2 separate regions of the Mus musculus genome follow, and region 1 is linked to region 2. The links are chromatin loops, found by intact Hi-C in ENCODE. Cell type or tissue: heart. All regions are shown on one strand. Each heading gives the region's core, and the rest is flanking DNA. Links, peaks and the distances in the headings are about the cores only.

Region 1 (9,396 bases), core at 969-8,968, 310 kb before region 2:
ACCACCAAGAAAGACAAAGGAGAAATAGCTTTCATATTCTATTTACTAAGAGTATATTCATATTTACCAAGATTATGTCTAAATAATTTAGTTTTCAGATTATGGGCATTTCATATAAATACAGGCGTCAATCACAGTTACAGGCATGACTCACACACATTTAGCCAGTGTTTCACTTATTATGACTTTGGGCAAAGCAATCAAAAAGATTTTACACTCACGAGCTTTTTCTTCCCAACACGAATAGTCCTACTTCTAAGTACCTGTTCTTCGGAATACATCAGACTGTATTGGCTACATTTTACTCTCTATCAACAAGAGGCGCCATGCCTGATTCTCTCAGTTTCAAGTTATCCCAATACCGTACCCCATTTGCTGTCATAACTAAGTTACACTCTACAGCAAGTAATGTTCTTTACATCCCAATGGTAGTAGCTATGATAACTTCAGGACTAAAATCCATACCTTTCCTGTGTGGACTCCATACTAACCAGGCTGACATTACAGACGGGTCTTGGTCAGCACACCATGGTTGTCAAGAATTCCCAGGCACTGGGCAGATGCCACTGTCCTGAGCTATGCAAAACCCAGAGGAAACAATGCATTGTTGCCCAAGTTCCACTCGACAACTTTTAAGAAAAATCATAGTGTAGACTGCAATTTATGCTAGAAGTTAAGTGGCTTCATTTGAGTGAAGACGTGTGTCCGAGAAAACCTCCATACACTTCCTCTTGGATGTATGGATTCAGAGCTAATTCAGTTATGGTCCCTAGAGCCTGTACAGCCTACTAGGAATATATCATTCTTTATTTCCTTTAAGAGTAGCATTCAGAAACACACTGTGTTTTTTCCTACTCCCTAGATAGATTTCAAGGGTGGAAACAGCTTGGCTTTGGCAGAGTGGAGTCATAGACTCCACTGGTAGGGTGATCCTCAATAGGCGGATGAGGCCTGCAAAATATGCAGCAAGGTTAATAGTAAAATGAACAGAACTAATTCATGGAGAGAATTAGAAAGGAAAAAAATCCACGTGGAAGGGGTCACTCATGCCAAACGAGATAGAAAAGGAAGCCTAAAGCGTGCAGGCCGCATTTTCAGTCACTGCTACAGTGTGGATCCCAAGTGTTTCTCAGAGTTCTGGTGATAACCTTTACCTCCCAGGGAGCCATTACTGGGACAGCAGCAGACCTGTAGTAGGTGGAATGTGATGGGAAGGTTTTAGGTTCCTGGGATGCTCCTCTGAAGGGTACTGGTGGGGCCCTGGCCTCCCCCTTCTCTTTGCCTGTAGCCAGTGGTGAGCAGTGTTTTCCCCCTGCCATTTACACACACCATCAGGTCCACACTGACAAGAGACTAAGCTGTGTAAGCTGGTGAGTCAGAGCCAATGTCTTCTCTTCATAAGCTGGTCATCCCATGTATTTGTTGTAGCAGCTGACTAACATGATCTTATGCCAGAATGTGACAGAAGTATATTGTGCAATTTAGAATAATGAGGGGCAGGCTCAGATCTGAAGAGCTTGCAGTGAGCCGGGGTAGACACCTATTCTTCCTGGGGATGCTCTTCCTGACACTGTAATCTCTCCTCCACCTTCCGTAGCTATTGAGTGGTGAGGACAACAGGCCAATTCTAGAGGGGCGTCTGTCCACAATCACGTGTTCCTTCTGATGACCTTCTTCTTGCTCTATCTTCTGAATGGCACTTTATCCATCAGTAATGCATAACACAGGGTCTAGGCAGGGTCTTAACAATGGAAAGAGGCCTGCAGTCCAGGCTTCAGACTCAGCTGGGTGGAGAAGTCACACTACAGAATATCCAGGAAAAAACAAAACAAAACAAAACAATGTAGAGTGCAGAGAGGAAGAGGGTGGACAAGCTGCCAGGGAGAAGACACAAATCCACAGAATTCCACAGTGCAGAAGAGGATCGCTCACACACCCAACCACATGGCAAACACAAAGGAAGGGGAGCCGCACAAGAAAGCTGGTCTCACAGACACAATGCTACTCAAAGCACACTGTCAGCGATCTGCAATTTATATGGACATAATAAGCTCCATGCCTAAGACACAGCAGCCTAAACCACCACCACCAAGACACAGCACATGTTAAAAGGAGCAGATTACCCGCAGCGTGAGGCTCTCCCATGTGGCTGGGCCAGCAGCAGGACTACAAAATCCATCCCTGATGTGGGCCAGACGCCCCAATGAAGGGAGCCTTCTTAGGACTTTAAAAAAGAAACATGCTGGATGAATCTCTTGGTCTCTTAAGAAAGGAAGCTGGTTGTGTTTAACTGTGAACATTTGTCAGGAGGTGTCAGAGACATGCTCATCTGTTATTCGATAAACATGACTTTCAGAAAAGGAAACTGAACCGACAGATAACCTGAGACAAAGTCTAGGTAATCTTTGCATTGCTCTGCAAGCCCCCAGTCACTGGGGGTCAGTCTCTGGCAGAACTTCCCTCATTTCATCAGAGTCATAGCTGTAATACAGAAGCTGCCATGGCATTCTGTAAAACTGACAGCGATGAGCCAGGAAACCCAAGAGGGCTGCACTGGCTCCCTCTGTGCAAACCGACCCTCTGCTCGTCCCCACCCTCTGCTCGTCCCCACCCTCTGCTCATCCCCGCCCTCTGCTCACACACTGGATTTCCTCCGTTTTCTTCGGAGCCATGGTCAGGTTCTAACACAGCACCATCCGTTTGCTTCTTGCTTATCTTTTTTCCTCCCTGGCTGCGTATAAGCTTCATGAGTTAGAACTTTTGTCTGTTCATTCTCAGACATATTTGATCTATAGATTCATGTGCTTCTTATACAATATTGTGCACAAGTGCTGGCTAACAAAATAAGTGCAAGAGGTGGATGAGATTTTAGTGCTGTGTAAAGTCCTTTACCCAGACTATAACGCAGTTCCCTGAATAGAAAGGACCACAGTATTTTTTTTTCTTGACAATTTAGAAGTCAGGGAAGGAAACAGTTCTATTAAAAGTATTAAGGTACAGAGGAATACATTCAGGTACATGTAGGGCCAAGCAAATAACCATTCTCTGTATTTTGGGAGGTGCGGGGGACCAAGGAGGGCTCTGGGTAGCATGAAAGGGTAGTTGTTTGGTGTCTTTGAACACTAACACTCTTGTCTGGCACTTCCTGAGTGTACAAATCACTTTTGCTGCATCTGTGCTATGTCCTTCTAACCTTTTAAGGTATCAAGGATTGAATCCTGATCTCAGAGAGAACCTGTTAATGGTGTAAGATGGTGGTGAGCCAAAAGCACTATTCCTATTTTGGTTTAAGAACACTAGTTTTTACATTACAAATTCAGTGTGTGTTCCCCGTGGCACTGGCAAACTCTCACAGATGGGTTACCTACCTGCTTGCCTCCGCGGTTTATCACCAAGGGACCATTTTACAAAAGCAGGTGGCTGTCTCTCCCTGTTATTACCCAAGGGCTGGGAAATCAGCTAAGCAGAGAGAGAAGAGTAGTGTCTTTGTGTTTCAAGTAGCATTTATGAAAAGTCCTGCATTTCACAGGTTATGTTGTGTTACACTGAGGTGTGTTTGTGTGTGGTGGGTGGGCCTACTGGAGCCAGTAGAGCACCGAAGTCCTTCACACAGAAAATGTTCAGAAACAAATAAAGTCTCCTGTACTGTGGCTGTTCCACACTAATGGGGGGAGGAGAGAAAGGCACCAATAAACATCCCACCTGAACCCTAGAAAAGCAGGTGGGGCATGAAGGGGCGGGCTGTGAGCAGCTCATCTCCTCACACGGAAAGGTGGCACAACATCTTCTCATCCCGAGGAGGAGAGCAGGGATGGCGGCTGGGGAGATGAAGAGCTCTGGGGAATTATCGAGCAGAGGGGGTGAATCAGAGCCACATCTGGCAACACCTACAGACCTGTCAGAGCTGCCTGCGCTTGTCACCAGCTCAGAGGCTCGCAAACAGGAAACTGCCGGCATGACTTCATCTGACTCTCAAACTCCTAACAGAGGAACTTGCCCCCAAGAAGTTACGAACTAAGTGCAGAGCCAAAGGGTGAGAGGTGGGGGGTCGGAGTTCAAGTTCAGGTTACAGGGCATCGAGTGAAGGCAGCAACTCTCAAAAGCAATCTGGGTTCAGTGCTGAGTATTATCGTCACCAAGGCCCGACTTCACAGGAAGGAAGCGAAAACTCAATTACACAGGGACACGAGGAATCTGTAAACCGGCCAAGGGAGATAAAGTTACTCACTCATTTGTCAGTCACTTGTGACATTCTGTGTCAGAGACTGATCTCATGAGAGAAAACTGTAAACCTAACGTGACCAAGACGGAGGCTTTATTTCCCTGAGTGGAAGTGCCAGGGGGCAGAACAGCCCCATGACTGGCTTATTCAGCAGCTCGACAGCACTGGCAAAGCCTGGTTTTACATCTGGTTCTCTGCAAATTCACCTGCAGGGATCAATGGCCAGAGTGAGGTACCCTAGGGCAGAGACACTTGGAGGACATGCCTCTACCTAGAAAGCATTACCATAGTAAGAAAGGATCGCCGGCCATCCTGTGGCCCCAGCCGTATCTGGAGAAGACCACTTGACAGCTATGCATTGAGCAGTTCCTACACGGCGGCTCCTGTACTGGTCACTGGAAAAACAGACAAGGATCTGCTGGTCTACAGAACACAGAGATTAACTGTGGGATGGATGGTAAAGACTGATCTGAATAATTGAAACGCCACTGTAACAAGCACCGGACTGCAGAGGTGAGGTCACAAAAGCAAACAGGGGACTTAAGCTAGATGAGGTGTCTTAGGGTTTTACTGCTGTGAACAGACACCATGGCCGAGAAAACTCTTATAAGGACAACATTTAACTGGGGCTGGCTTACAGGCTCAGAGGTTCAGTCCATTATCATCAAGGCAGGAACATGGCAGCATCCAGGCAGGCATGGTGCAGGAGGAGCTGAGAGTTCTATGTCTTCATCTGAAGGCAGCTAGCAGAATACTGGCTTCCAGGCAGCTAGGATGAGGGTCTTAAAGCCCACACACAGTGACACACCTACTCCAACAGGGCCACACCTTCTAATAGTACCACTCCCTGGGCTAAGCATAGACAAACCATCACATGAGGGGAGGGGAGGCCTTCTGAAGGGATCCTGTAGTTTCTGAGAAAGGGGCGAGGGCAGGAAGGGAATACATACTGGACAAGCTGGTGGGCCCATTCAATAGCTACTCTAATGGAGTAGAGACAAGAGTTGAACTTGGAGCAAGATGAAGCTAAGGAACTAATCAGGAGTCAAATCAAATTAGCAACACCTCACCACCTCTTCTTTCCTCTCTCTCTTGCTCCCCCCTCACTTCTTTTTATCCAGAACTGGGCGAATCCTGCTGGAAGTAATTAACAGTTAACTTTATCTTTCCACCTTTCCCTTTTTTCCCAACATAATATTTTCATTAATTATTTAAAAATATCATACAATGCAACCTGATCATACTGGCTTCACATTCCTCCCAGGTCCACCCTCACACCCTTGCCCTGCCCCAACCCCAGATGAAAGCAATGACAACAATAGCAAAATCCCACCAAGTTCAAGTTGTATTTACCACATTGGAGCATGGTCAAACTCCCAGTGGCCAGTCCCTTAAATAAAATTGAGTCCATTTCCACCTCCATTCCTATCAGAAGCCATCAACTGTGAAGAGCTATAGCATCTTTATCACATTTTTAAGGACTCATTTCAATAGCTCCTGTCTGGATTGCTTTTGTTGTTTTTATTGTTGGGAGGGGGGTCAGGGAGCTTGTCACGGAAGCCTTCAGGGTCTGCCCTTCTTAATAATAAGTCTGCAGTCATTGATACCACTGCAAAAGACGCAACACAGATCGTGGATATAGACATAGGCAGTTTGGTCCTGTAGGGGTGGTCCTGATGTTAAAATCCTGCTCTCCAATTGGTTCATGATCTGTCAGTAAAGAAGCCATGGGCCAATTGCTGGGTGGAAGGGATAGGCGGGACTTCTGGGGCCCTGGAGACAAGAGACAGACAGACACAAGGAAATGAGAGGAGAGTTTGCCACGCTTCTGATGGAGAAAAAGTGACCAGCTGTGTGAGATCTCGAAACGGAGTGGCCACGCAGCTCACTCCTACAGGCAGGTGATCAGGGGAGTTAGCAGAGACTAGATGCAACAGAGCAACTAAAGTTTAGGGCAGAAGGGAGGTATGGAACTAAGAGTATGGATAAGGGTACACTGGCCTCGGGAGTTTAATAATGCCCAGCAATGGTGCCAAGAAGGCAAGTTGAAAATGAACAACGTGTGTGTCTGTGTCTTTTATCTGTGGATTCAAGGGAAGCTGGGTGGGGCCTGGTATCGCTGCCTGTTCCTTTCCCGGAGCTTAGGCAGGGTAGCAGAGCTACATGCAACATGGTCCACGAACATCAGCATCGTCACTGGCGGCTGCATGGACCACTGACATCATCATGGCTTCTGGTGGCAGCATGGACCATGGACACCAACACAGCCTCCAGTGCCAGCATGGACCATGGACACCAACACAGCCTCCAGTGCCAGCATGGACCATGGAAGTCTTTCAAGGAGGCTTAGTCCTAAAAATGAACCATCCTTCATATTGGACATCTCTGCGGGCTGTGGGCAGCACTGGCCTCGCTGGTGGTGGCAGGGTGGTGAGAGCCGATGGTGGCTTCTCAGTGGCCGGAGGACCAGCCCTACTTGGCAATGTTGTGCTCCTTTGTCCGCCACTGTGGTCCCCCACTACATCTTCAGTTCTGCTTCTCTCTGCCTCAAGTGCCTCTCCTGCCACTGTTCCCACCTCTCTACCACAATTCATTTATTAATCTGGCATTGCAATCTGCTGTGTGCCACACAATATACTATTTGCCCAAACATCGTTACAGGCAAATACTTACTGCAACCAGTCACCGATCTGGTTCAAGGTTTCTATAGTGCCACGAATACTGGAATATCTCAGAGACTCATCTCGGGGATATCCTGTTCCTGCCCAGAGTCAGGGAGATGGTGTGGCTAGGCAGAGTGTCCAGGGGCAGGGCTGGTGAGAGCTCCAGGCTACTTCACACCACCCTTCCATTGGTGCTGGCTTCCCTGCAGGTACCCTGGGCATGACCATTGTGCTTGCTTCAGCTGCAGCAGTGGCTCCATGCCTCAGGCTGGCCCTGCTGAGCAATGACATGGTCCTCTCTCTGACACAGTCGCATCTCTGATGCCGCTTCTCTCTGTTGTGGACACTGCTCTACTTGGGTCATTTTTCCCCCAATTCCAAGAAATAAAAATTGTAAAGCACCTTCCCATGAGTCCCCTACCCCCTTTCTTTAGTTGTTCTAGTGTACCATCATATTGCTTAGATGGTAATATTTTCCCTCTCTCCCTTTTTAATTCAGTACTAGGGACCGAACCTAAGGCCTCATGCATGCTGGCTAAGTGATCTACCCCTGAGCTACCTCTCCAGCCTTCTTTTCATCTTTTGAGACAGAGTCTGACAAGATGATCAGACTGGCCTTGAACTCACTCTGTAGACCTGACAGGTTTTGAGCCTGCAGTCTTCCCGGACCTTACTATCAGCCCTAGAATATGTATTTCTATCAATTTTAAAATGCTAGACTCTTGGTCCACTTAAAGTTTTAGACATAGACATGTTATAAAGCACCTTTGTGCAAATGTACATTATAGATACTTAAAAGGCTATTACATTTCCTTTGAAAGTATACTTGCATGGTGACAGCATCGAATTTATCCCACAGAGAAGAAGGCTTAGGGATAAGGTGGGAAGAAGGGACCCTCGCAGCTTTAAGAGCTAGCAGCAAAAGGAAGTCATTTAAGAGGCTAAGGGAGAAAAAGAATGTGGAGGAGGTGTGGCTCTGACCAGGCTGAGTGGGATCATGCATGGGCCTGGGTAACAGAGCAACAAGACGTGAAGGGTGGTGCCCAGTGTGTGTGTGTGTGTGTGTGTGTGTGTGTGTATGTGTGATACCAGCCCCCACCCCTGGCTCAGAACTGAGTCTGGCATCTGTCCTTCTCTATTCTGGGGCTCAAACAATAGCAAGACTATAGAACTCAGTCTCTGATCTCTGTGGATGGAGGACCCTGCTCACTTAGCAAGAGGATTGGCTAAGAATTCTTCAAAGGAAAGTGCCACGGAGGCCCTGGAAACACATGAAAATGTGCATCAAAAACAGAGAACACCACTACCTTCTCATGGAGCCAAACACGATCATGTCTTACTCTAGCTTTTTATCACTAATAAGCTAACCCACAATCTCTCGGCGGCTGAGTATAAGTGGTCAAATTAGCCATGTTCCGCCCTTCAAATACTTAAAACCTTCCATCGTGACTAACCATGCATATAACACAGGGATAAACAAGTAACTAAGCAGGTTTTCATCCTCCAAAGCAGACATGTGCATGTGACAAAGTCATCTTAGAAACTTCCCTTTTGAAATGAGATAACTAATTACTCAGAGGAAAGGCAGAGCTTTTGCCCTCCTGGGAAATCAAGAACGCAGTCAGGCAGAGTGCAGGCATGGACCATGGCAAATCAGGTCTGCAACACAGTCAACAAAACAAGCCTCGGGGGCAGCTAACACACTCCGAAGAGCAGACAGGGCTGCACACAGCTGATCGGCTCCTAAGATCATCGCATCTGGGTTTCAGAAAGAATCAGGATTCAAACGTCTTTAAGGATATTAACAAAAAGGAAAAAAGGCATGGCAGGATAAAACAGCCAACCGTAGCAAGGCAAGACCCATGACGTACACAGACTTCATAGACCACACAGATTTAGCTTGAGTTACCCCAGAGAATTAGGAAGTGGCCATTGTCTTTATCACTCAGGAAGGAAGTCCATGTCTCTTCCCAGATCCCAACTGTTAAAAAGCCAGAGCCCTGAGTGCAGAGGCAGTCCTCCCTTCAAAATAGGAGCACAACCCCTCTCTCTACTGCAGTGTGTGGCTAAAGGAGAGCCATGGATCTCATAGTCATTTGGAGAAAAAAAAAAGGAAGTGAAAAATGAGAGTAAATGTAACTGGGTGAGCCAGCAGTGTTGCACTGCGCGGATCTGACACTCAGGCATCACTACAGGGACAGGCACGGACAACACACCCATCATTTATAGCTTTGTAGAAGTGTGTACAGATTTGTGTCTTCTATCCTAAGCAGCAGAAAAACCAAAGACAATAAAAGGTGAGCTGAATGTAACGCTGGTCTTTGGTGACAGGCACAGAAGAAATCACCATTGTTTTTCAAAGTACGTTGGTTCTTAGCATCTGCTGGTCAGCTACTGCTTCCTCAAAACTTAAAGATTCTCTAAATTAAACATAAGCTTGTCTCTAGTTTCTGAAATATATACGTGGCTAATATTCAAAGTTTGAGAAAGGGGGTTGCCATGGAAACACAA
Region 2 (9,396 bases), core at 864-8,863:
GCCTTGCATTTGATCCCAAGAACCACAAAAATAACAACATTTAGGCACAAAGTTGGGAGTGTTGGTTTTAAAAACCAGAGCCAGACCAACACTCTGTTCTTAAGCCTCAGGTTTGAGATGTGTCCTCTGAAGGGGGTGAAGGAGAGATTTGAGGTGACAGGAGTGAAGGAGAGATTTGAGGTGACAGGAGTGAAGGAGAAGGAGATATTTTTTGCTATGCATGTAGTCTGTACCATGTAGTTTGGATTTCAGCCTCAATATGACGATATAATGAGCCTCTAGTTTATAGCTATCTATAAAGTGTTTCCTTATAGCCCCACAAGCCAAGTGACACAGGACCCGTTCTTTAGTCCGTCCAAATGACCAGCCTTGGAAACACACTCTACTGAGGGACTGCGGCTGATACCACGCTCTCCCGCCTCATAACCTTTCTCTTGGCAGGAATTCACATGGTGGACACACAGTGACTAAGGAGAAGAGGTGTCCGTGTGTTGTGGGGACACACAGGAGTCGGGCCAGTGGCCAGTGGCCAGTGGAGAGGCTCTCGCCCTGAAGCAAACCCCTGCCTTTATAAAGCAGTTGGGAACACTTGCGTCAGCAATAAGTATAACAGCACTAATATGGCATCGCTCAGCAATCCAAACGGGTGAGTCCAGAGCCTTCTGCACTTACAGAGGACCCTGAAAGGAGTCTTTTCAAGGGATTCCAGGCTCAGAGACCAAGGGATTCCAAAGAGGCGCCTCCAGAGCCTTCAAGAGAACGAATTCCCTCCTTCTCTAAGTGCACAGCTGAAAAGGGATGGACAGAGAAGGAACAGCTGGGGGTGATGGCATCCATGGAACTCTAGCTCTCCAGGGGCAGAGGCAGGGAGACCACTGACACTTTGGGATATCCTGGTCTATGTAATGGTTCCAGACTGGCCAGGGATACATAGTGAGGCAAAACAAAACAAAACAAAACAAAACCCCCTACAGTGTTCCTTCCCCACTACAGCAAGAAGGGTGGTCTCTCGTGTTAACATGCTTCTTAGGACTGCCCAGAGGCTCACACAAATGCACCATCGGGCCAGGGCAAGCACGCTGACAAACTCCCAGGCCCACCAGGCACACAGCAGCCCAGAGTCCTAGAGCAAACCTGAACCCTTAGTCAGCTGCTTCTGACTACAATAGAGAATATTCCCAGTGTAGGTGACCACGGTGTTTTAAGACATCCTGAAGGTTGGAGGTGGGTGGGGGCAGAGCAACTAAAATAGCCCACATACTCACACAGCTAGCCCGCGTTCCACCTCCCACACAGACTCGTTTTCTTTTATTCTTATTTGAAATGGTTCCAGAAAGGCACGAATTCGGAGGTGAGTAGTCTCTTTAGTTTAGCCTGTATTTAGTTCTGCGGTGAGCTTATGGATTTTTTGGGGGGGTTTTGGTTGTTGTGGATTCGCAGACTTTTAGGATTACATGGGGCTAGGCTCTCTGATCGATCCCTCAGGTTTTGCCTGTTTTTCAGGACTGCTGCCAGGGGATTGTGGCCTCCAGCAGGCAGGGGAGCCAGGGAACCCCACATTCTGTGGATGCGCTGGGCTCGCCCTTCCTTGTTCCTATACGGACTCTCCCTGTGTCTGTAGTCATGTGCCCATCAGTCAGTAAACTGCAGCTCGGTGCAGATTGGTCCATTTCCTATTGCTGCTCTAAGGAGTTCTGACTCTATGGCTCTAGGCACAACACAATCTACTCTCTTAGAACCCTAGAAGTTAGAAGTCCAGGACGTGTCATGGACGACATCAGTCTGTAAGAGAGGGTGCACTCCTCCGAGGAGCTCTGGGGAGGACGTTGCTTGCTTCTCTAGCGTCCCACCCGTATGCCCGAGCTTTGGCCTGCTTGTTTCTCTAGCGTCCCACCCGTATGCCTGAGCTTTGGCCTGATTTTGCTTCTGCCCATGCTCCTGCCTCCCTCTGGGATCACTGAGGCCCTTAGACAACCCACAGAGTTTCCCGTTCTCAGGATCCTAACTTAAGCACACTGGCAAAATCTCATTCTTTTTTTAAAGGTTTATTTGTTGCTGTTTGTTTGTTTGTTTGTTTATATGAGTACACTGTAGCTGTCTTCAGACACACCAGAAGACGGCATCGGATCTCATTACAGATGGTGTGAGCCACCATGTAATGGTTGGAAATTGAACTCAGGACCTCTGGAAGAGCAGTCAGTGCTCTTAACCGCTGAGCCATCTCTCCAGTGCCCAAACCTGAATCCTTTAATGATAATACATTTCTCTGTTGGCAGCTGAGCACACACTTAAAATGTGCACGCACATGCGTGCACATACACACATACACTGAGATGTGCACCCCCACCTCCACACACCTTCACATGTGCACACATACACACATCCTTCTACACGCATGCATACACTTACACCGCCCCCAGCCACACCCAATCACACACACTCCAACAATCTGTAGTCTCAGAAAGTCAGTGACCATGAGCTATGATGACCACTAGATGGCAGTCTAGAAGCCACTTTCAAAATTGCTTACCTGTTCAGAGACAAATTGGGAGTGACGTTTTAAATAAGAAAAGGAAAAAGAAAGCTAAAAGTGAAGAAATGAATGGAAAAAAGAAAAAGGACAAGAAAGGAGACTGGAAATGTATCACAGTTGGTACAGTACTTCCCTAGTGTGCTCCAGCCCTGGTTTGATGCCTAGGACCATGTAAACCAGGTTATTGCTGTAATCCCAGCATTAAGGGGGTGGAGGCAAGAGATCGGGAGCTGGGAAGGGAAGGGAAGGGGGAAGGGGAAAGTGGGAAGGGGGAAGGGGAGAGAGGAGGGGGAAGGGGGAAGGGGGAGGGGAGAAGGAAGATCAATCTACTCTTGCCAAAGTTATGCATTTCCAGGGAATAAAATAAGCTTGCAAGTACCCCAGATCAGTATTTAACCAGGAAAGACGGACTCTCAAAGGGAAGGGTTTCCTCTAACCCCTACCCACAGTGCTCTCATCTTGTTCTGACACAGACTGGTAGAAGCAAGTCATGAGCACGCACGTGGGTACCGAACCCAGATGAAGATGTGCAGTTCTGGGCTACATTTCCACGAGTGGGACTAACGTCAGCAGGCTTATGCTATCTGAGCTTCCAAAGGATTCTAGGATCTAAGCAAGCAGGGCTCAACCCAGAGGCACTGAGGAGGAGGGCCACTCCCCTGATGAGAACCAGAGTTGTCAGAACTGAGTGCAGAGATCAGATTTTCCCAGCCCTTTCTCTTTATCTGGAGCACAGTACCCCGTCCACCCCCACCCCAACCCCACCCTGAGCACACACACACCTTCACTTGGGATCAGAGCCCAACCATTACTGAATTCCTTGGTCTTCAGGCTGGCCCCATCTGACCCAGTGTCCCCTGGACTGGAACTTATAGAAGACTCCTGTTTGGTGGACGTGGCTAGGCATACCTGCATTTGGACTTCATCAAAGCATTCTGAACTAGAACTTAGGATCGGTAGGCACAAGGGACAGGATTCTGTCACAGGGTCCTGTGTTTTATATATGTATGCATTGAGACAACAACAGTTTTCACTCAGGCAGACTCGGTTTAAAATTCAAGTGCTTGGAACAAGCGCTAGTTGTTATTGAGTGAATGAGGTAATCTTCATAGAGAGTTCGGCACAGCACTTACTGTTTATGTAGTACGTACTAATACTTATAATACTAATAATTATAACTCTGCTTGGGGCATACGTTCCCAGAGTAGCTTGCTCAATTACCCTCAGAGATGTTCTCCTCTGGAACAAGGTTCTTAGGATCCAGTTGGGGGAAATTTTTGCTCCTAGAGAGAGAGAGAAATGGCTCATTGCTGAAGAATGCTTGCTATTCTTCCGGGGAATCCCATTTTTCCGAGAGATTCTAATTTAGTTCCCAGCACTCGTGCCTTGCTGCTCAAAACCTCCTGTATCTTCAGTTCCAGAAACGCTAGCAACCTCTTTTGCTATCCATGGTCACGCACACACATGTGATGTACATACACACAAAAACATACATTTTAAAAATCGCTTCTAGGAAATTCCCTACTTCTGAATCGGGATTTTCCTTTGAACATCTGGTCCCGACAGGGAAGTGATTTGGATGCTGGTGACCTGGATGGAGCTCGTAGAATGAACCCACTGATCCAGGGTGCCGGAAGTCAAGCTTTTTTCTCAAATCCCTATAGTCAATTTCCCAGAAGGCTCCACGGTGTTATCTCCCCAGCAAAACGATGAAGCCTCTGGAAGGGGCTGGAAGTGCAGTGGAAAGTCCAAGTGGCCCAAAACATCGAATCAGACACCAGAAACCCGAAGTTATGGAAGACAAAAAAGAAACAAAAACAAAGCCAGCCTCATTAGTAGCGCTGGCTGTCGCTACCCTGTCAATAAAGGGCCTTTGAAAGTCTGTGCTTGTACTGCCATCTAGTGGCTAGAGAAGGCATGGCTGGAGCCGGTAAGGTCCCGGGCCGTGCTATGTGAAGGTGGTTCATCTTCCTCTTGAAGAATTTATGGATAGGCATATTGTCGGAAGCTTTTAATGATTATTCTCTAATTTTGCTTCATAGTGTCTGCAAATCACTGACAAATTTGTATGAGAATCATAGAACAGGGGCAGTTTACGCATCCGGCGGTCCAGTTGGGGTCTAGTTGGCAGAGTGTCTTTGGGGAAGGGAAAAAGCCCCGTTTCTCTTGGAGCACGGGAATCCGCAGAAGCAACGGCGTTGCCTCAGTAGCTCCGTGCTGGCCTAGCGTGAAGGAGGCCACTCACTATCTCCAGGTAACATCTTTGTGTCCTCAGCCCTCTGGTCTCTGACTTACTTGTAAATGCATGTCCCTTGCTTCCCTTTTAACTCCTGCTATCACGTTTAAAAATCCCTCATTTGAGTCCTGAGGGCTAGCAGAAAGAATGGAAACAGGCAACCTCAGGAAATAGGAGGTTAGGGGGACCCCCCAGAATATACCAGAGACCTGGGAAGTGAGAGACTCCCAGCACTCAAAGGGAGGGACCTTAGATGAAATGCCTGACAGTAGGGAGAGGAAACTTATAGAGCCCCCCCTCCAGCAGGAAGACAGGACATCAAGTGAAAGATGGGGTTGCCATTCCACAGTCACATCTCTGACCCATAATTGTTCCTGTCTGAAAGAATTACAGGGATGGAAATGGAGAGGAGCCTGAGGAAAAGAAGGTCCAGTGACAGGCCCAAAGTGGGATCCAGCTCAAGGGGAGATCCCAAGGCCTGACACTATTACTGAGGCTGTGGAGCGCTCATAAAAAGGGACCTATCATGACTGCCCTCTGAAAGACCCAGCAAGCAGCTGAAAGAGTCAGATGCAGATATTTGCACCCAACCAATGGGTTGCTGCTGACCCCTGTTGTTGAATTAGGGAAGGCTGAAAGAAGCGTAGGAGAATGGTGATCCTGTAAGAAGACTAGCAGTCTCAATTAATCTGGACCCCTGAGATCTCTCAGATACTGAACCACCAGCCAGGCAGCATACACCTACTAATATGAGGCCCTCAACACACATACAGCAGAGGACTTCCGGGTCTGTGTTCATTCAGAGATGATGCACCTAACCATCAAGAGACTGTAGTTTAGACGTCAGGTGGGGTGGGGGATGGGGACATTCATGTGGAGACATGGGAGTGGGGAGGAGGTGTGGGATATGAAACAGTCGGAGGGGGGATGAAGGGTGAATAAAACATGGACTGTAAAAAAAATGAATTAAAGAAAAAAATCCTTCACTTGATTTCAGGGAAATATTCCTTATCTGCGGAGGCTCTCTGGATTTTAGATGCGGGCTCGTTCTCTTGAATCACTGGCCCTAAGACTATCAAATAGCGCTTTCCATGGGCAGCCTTCTCCTCAGTGGTCACACTCACAATGAGAGTTAGGCTCCAGTGTCACAGAATCTGGGCCCTGTACCAAAGTGATAGGTTCAAAAATCTCCCCCATGTGTTAAATTGCCTTTTAGGGCAATTTAAAACTTTCTTATATTTACTGACTTAAAAAAAAGAAGAAGAAAATTCAAGCCTGAGACAGCTGAATGGCTCACTGGGTAAGCCTGACACCTGAGCTTGATCCCTGGAGGGAGAGAACAAACTCATAAAGTTGTCCTCTGACATGGTCTCTCTCTCTCTCTCTCCCTCTCTCTCACACACACACACACACACACACGCACACACACACACGCACGCACGCACGCACGCGCACATGAGCACAACTGTTAGATTATTTTTACAGAGTCAAATGTAGCACTATCTCATTGTCGTCACGGCGCTACGGAGGCCGAGCTGTGAGGATCCTTAAGGCTTGCTGGCTGGGAGCCGGAGCTGCTGAGTTCCAGGTCTCATTGAGAGACCACCAAGTCTCAAAATGCAAGGTGGAGCTGGGGAGATGGCTCAGTGGATAGAGTTTGTTGCAAAAACATGAAGACCTGCCTGAGCTCAGATCCTCAAAATCTACATAAAAGCTAGACTTCAGAGCTGCCTGGCCTGTCTAGCTGAAATGACAAGGTCCAAGTTCATTTGCGACTTTATCTCTAAATAAATAAATAAATAAATAAATAAATAAAGTGTGGAGCACAGTGCTGGAGGAGGACACCTGACTTTGGCCATTGAGCTCCACACATAGAGGAGAGCGAATCTACTCACAACACACACCCTCACACAAATAAAGATGCAGGCGACCATCTCTGAGGAAAGATGCCTGAGGTGGACCTCTGATCTTTTTTTTTTTTTTTTTTCTGACTGTCCATTGGAGTTTATTTACAGACAACCCTAGGTGTAGCCTTTTCCTCTAGGATCTCTATGCTTTTGAAGTTACTTGGCTTCAGGCTTCTTGTCTCCAGCTTCGAGCTTGAGACTCTCAGGAGGCTGACGATAGGCAAGGAAAACCTCCGAAAGCAGGTCAAACTTGTGGAATTCTTGTGCCAGCTCCATTGGTTCAGTCACTACCCGTTTCACTCATCGTCATAACGTAGCTCAACATAGCCAGTGAGGGGAAAGTCTTTCCGGAAAGGATGACCCTCGAAGCCATCATCTGTCAGGATCCTTCTTAAATCAGGGTGGTTAAAAAAGAAAACTCCAATCATGTCCCAGACCTCCCTTGTGGGAAGCCACATATGCCATTACAAGGTGGTGCTGGCTACCACTGGCCACCACGCATAAAGTTGGGTAAACAACCAATGTGTACATATGCAGTAAAGTTTTTACCAAGTCACTGCCTGGCCAGGGCATGATAATGAGGTTCTATGAGGTACTGAGAGTATAACCAATCGGATGAGAGACATGTAAATGAGGTATGATAATGAGGTTCTGTGAGGTACTGAGAGTATAACCAATCAGATGTGAGACATGCAAATGAGGTAGAATGCATAACCAATCCGGGTGTGAGACACGCCCCTCCTAGGCCTTTATAAGCAGCACCAGTTCTGGGCTGGGGTCTTTTCGCCTGTGCAATCAAGCTCTTCCAATAAACGTGTGCAGGAGGAGCCTGTTGTGGCGTCTGCTTTGCTGGTGAGTACCAACTATAGAGTTAGTGGACGTCAGCTCATCTACATAGGTCTTCACCCAAATCCTAGAGTTGAACCACAGAGACAGCAGGTTGTAGACAATATCAAAACGGTTCTGCCGAGTTGGGACATCCACTGTGTCAAGTCAGCCAAGGATCTGAATTGTGCATTGGTGCGATCCCTGAGAAACGTCAGTGTTGGGATGACTCCATCGGGATGGATACAGATTTCTAACTCATCAAGGCAGGTCACCTAAACTTGTTGGACTTAATTGGGTAAGATTTCAGCCACATGCTCTCCAAATGCTGAGAGTTGCTTGTGGGTCATATCACTCTGGGGTCTGACAGTGGGGCGCTTCTCAGCCACCACATTCTCCCTTCTTACGCACTGCAACAACACTGAGGGTCGCCCAGCCCCCCCCCCCCGGCTACGGAAACAGCCCCCAAAAAACCACACCACCAGACCCTGGCTGCAGCCGCTGCCATGTTCCTTAGTGTGCCGACTAAGTAGGACCTCTGGTCTTAAAAGGCACGTGCACACTTGCACACACAGGTGTGCATACACCTGCACACAAACACAGAGCACACACAAAGCAAGGGTTTATAACGAATTTAGTCTCCTGGATTCTGGGGTCTTTCACATGGCCGTACAGGAGAATCATCACAGTTTGTAGAGGAATTCGTGTGCCTTCCGTAGCTGTGATCAATGCTATGTGACCAAAAGTAACTTGGGAAGGAAAGATTCATCTTCCACTTTCAGGTCACAGTCGATCCCTGAGGAAAGTCCGAGCAGGGACTCAGGTGGGACAGGAGCTCACGCACTGCAGAATTTCAAAAGCAAGAAAGAGCGTGGGACCTCACCTAGTATCTGAAACAGAACTACACATGAAGCCCAGCCTTCCGAAGGTGAAGTTTGTTCCCCCTCTTCTCTGCCCGCCCACCTCTCCTCCCTCACCCCACACCACACTGGAAGACATACCACTTCAAAGACCCAGGCCGAGGCTTCTCGGTGGCGTGCTAGCACAGTGTCGCACATTATTAGCTGGAGCCCAGGGAACCAGGAGAAGGAGTTACAGAGAACAGGGCTCACCACTCCAGCATACAGGTCCGGGGGAGCCCGGGAGAGTTGCGTGCATCACACTCATATCCGTGTTCCCAGAGTGCGGACCAGACAGAGCTGAAACTCTCCTCAGGGGAAATGGACAGAGCAGCAATCACACAAGTTTCTGGGTACCAAGAAATGAACCACCGCGTCTACTAGAAAACCTCCAGTAGGGTGTCTGTCTCTTTATGCTCTTTTGCTGGAAGGCTTGGCACCCCTCTGGAGAAGTCAAAACCTTGCCTTAGTTTCTGTGTTGGTTAGGGTTGGTTTGTTTGTTTTTGTCAGTTTGACACATGCTACAGTCATCTGGAAAGAGGCAGTCTATTGGCTTGTAGGCAAGGGGTATTTTCTTGATTGATAATCGATGTGGGAGATAGAACCCAGGCCATCGTGGAGGGTGCTGTCCCTTGGCAGGTGATCCAAAGCAGGCTGAGCAAGCCATAGGGAGGAAGCCAATAAGCCCTGTTCCTGCGTGGCCTCTTCTTTGGTTCCTGCCTTAATCCTGTCCGGTCTTTGCCTCAATGGATGATTGTGACCTGCAAAATGAAATAAAATGCTTCTTTCTCCAGTTGCTTTTGGTCATGGTGTTCATCACAGCAACAGAAACCTAACTAGGACAGTTCCCACTGTAACAGAATTGGTGGCAAGCTTCAAACTAATGTGCAACGTGGGTTAAAATTCCATTTTGTTTCGGTTAGCTGTGGAGTTGTAGATGGAGTAGAACTTAGGAAAGCAGCCCTGGACCTTGGTGTAACCACCAGGGGCTTAGAT

Evidence for each region. Hi-C counts contacts between places; a loop is a spot of excess contacts. Peaks named below come from ENCODE experiments on the same cell type or tissue, not always from the same donor. Only the 100,000 strongest peaks of a DNase experiment are listed, where the experiment ranks them.
Region 1: it touches region 2 in a loop (2.4-fold over the local background); 4 of 42 quality-filtered maps call a loop at or near these places.

The regions. Positions count from the first base shown.
Region 1 is chr4:32,358,391-32,367,786 of GRCm38, reverse strand. It overlaps a transcript of Bach2 not described here. Among named protein-coding and RNA genes, the nearest start is that of Bach2, 54 kb to the left of the region's middle. In heart, for the core only: no CTCF peak of the experiment used is centred there; DNase peaks (open chromatin) are centred at 4,056, 4,076 and 8,826; H3K4me3 peaks cover 1,080 bases; H3K27ac peaks cover 5,088 bases.
Region 2 is chr4:32,050,351-32,059,746 of GRCm38, reverse strand. It overlaps the pseudogene Gm11927. Among named protein-coding and RNA genes, the nearest start is that of Map3k7, 91 kb to the right of the region's middle. In heart, for the core only: CTCF peaks have their summits at 2,492 (motif pointing right) and 4,438 (motif pointing left); a DNase peak (open chromatin) is centred at 4,436; H3K4me3 peaks cover 975 bases; H3K27ac peaks cover 497 bases.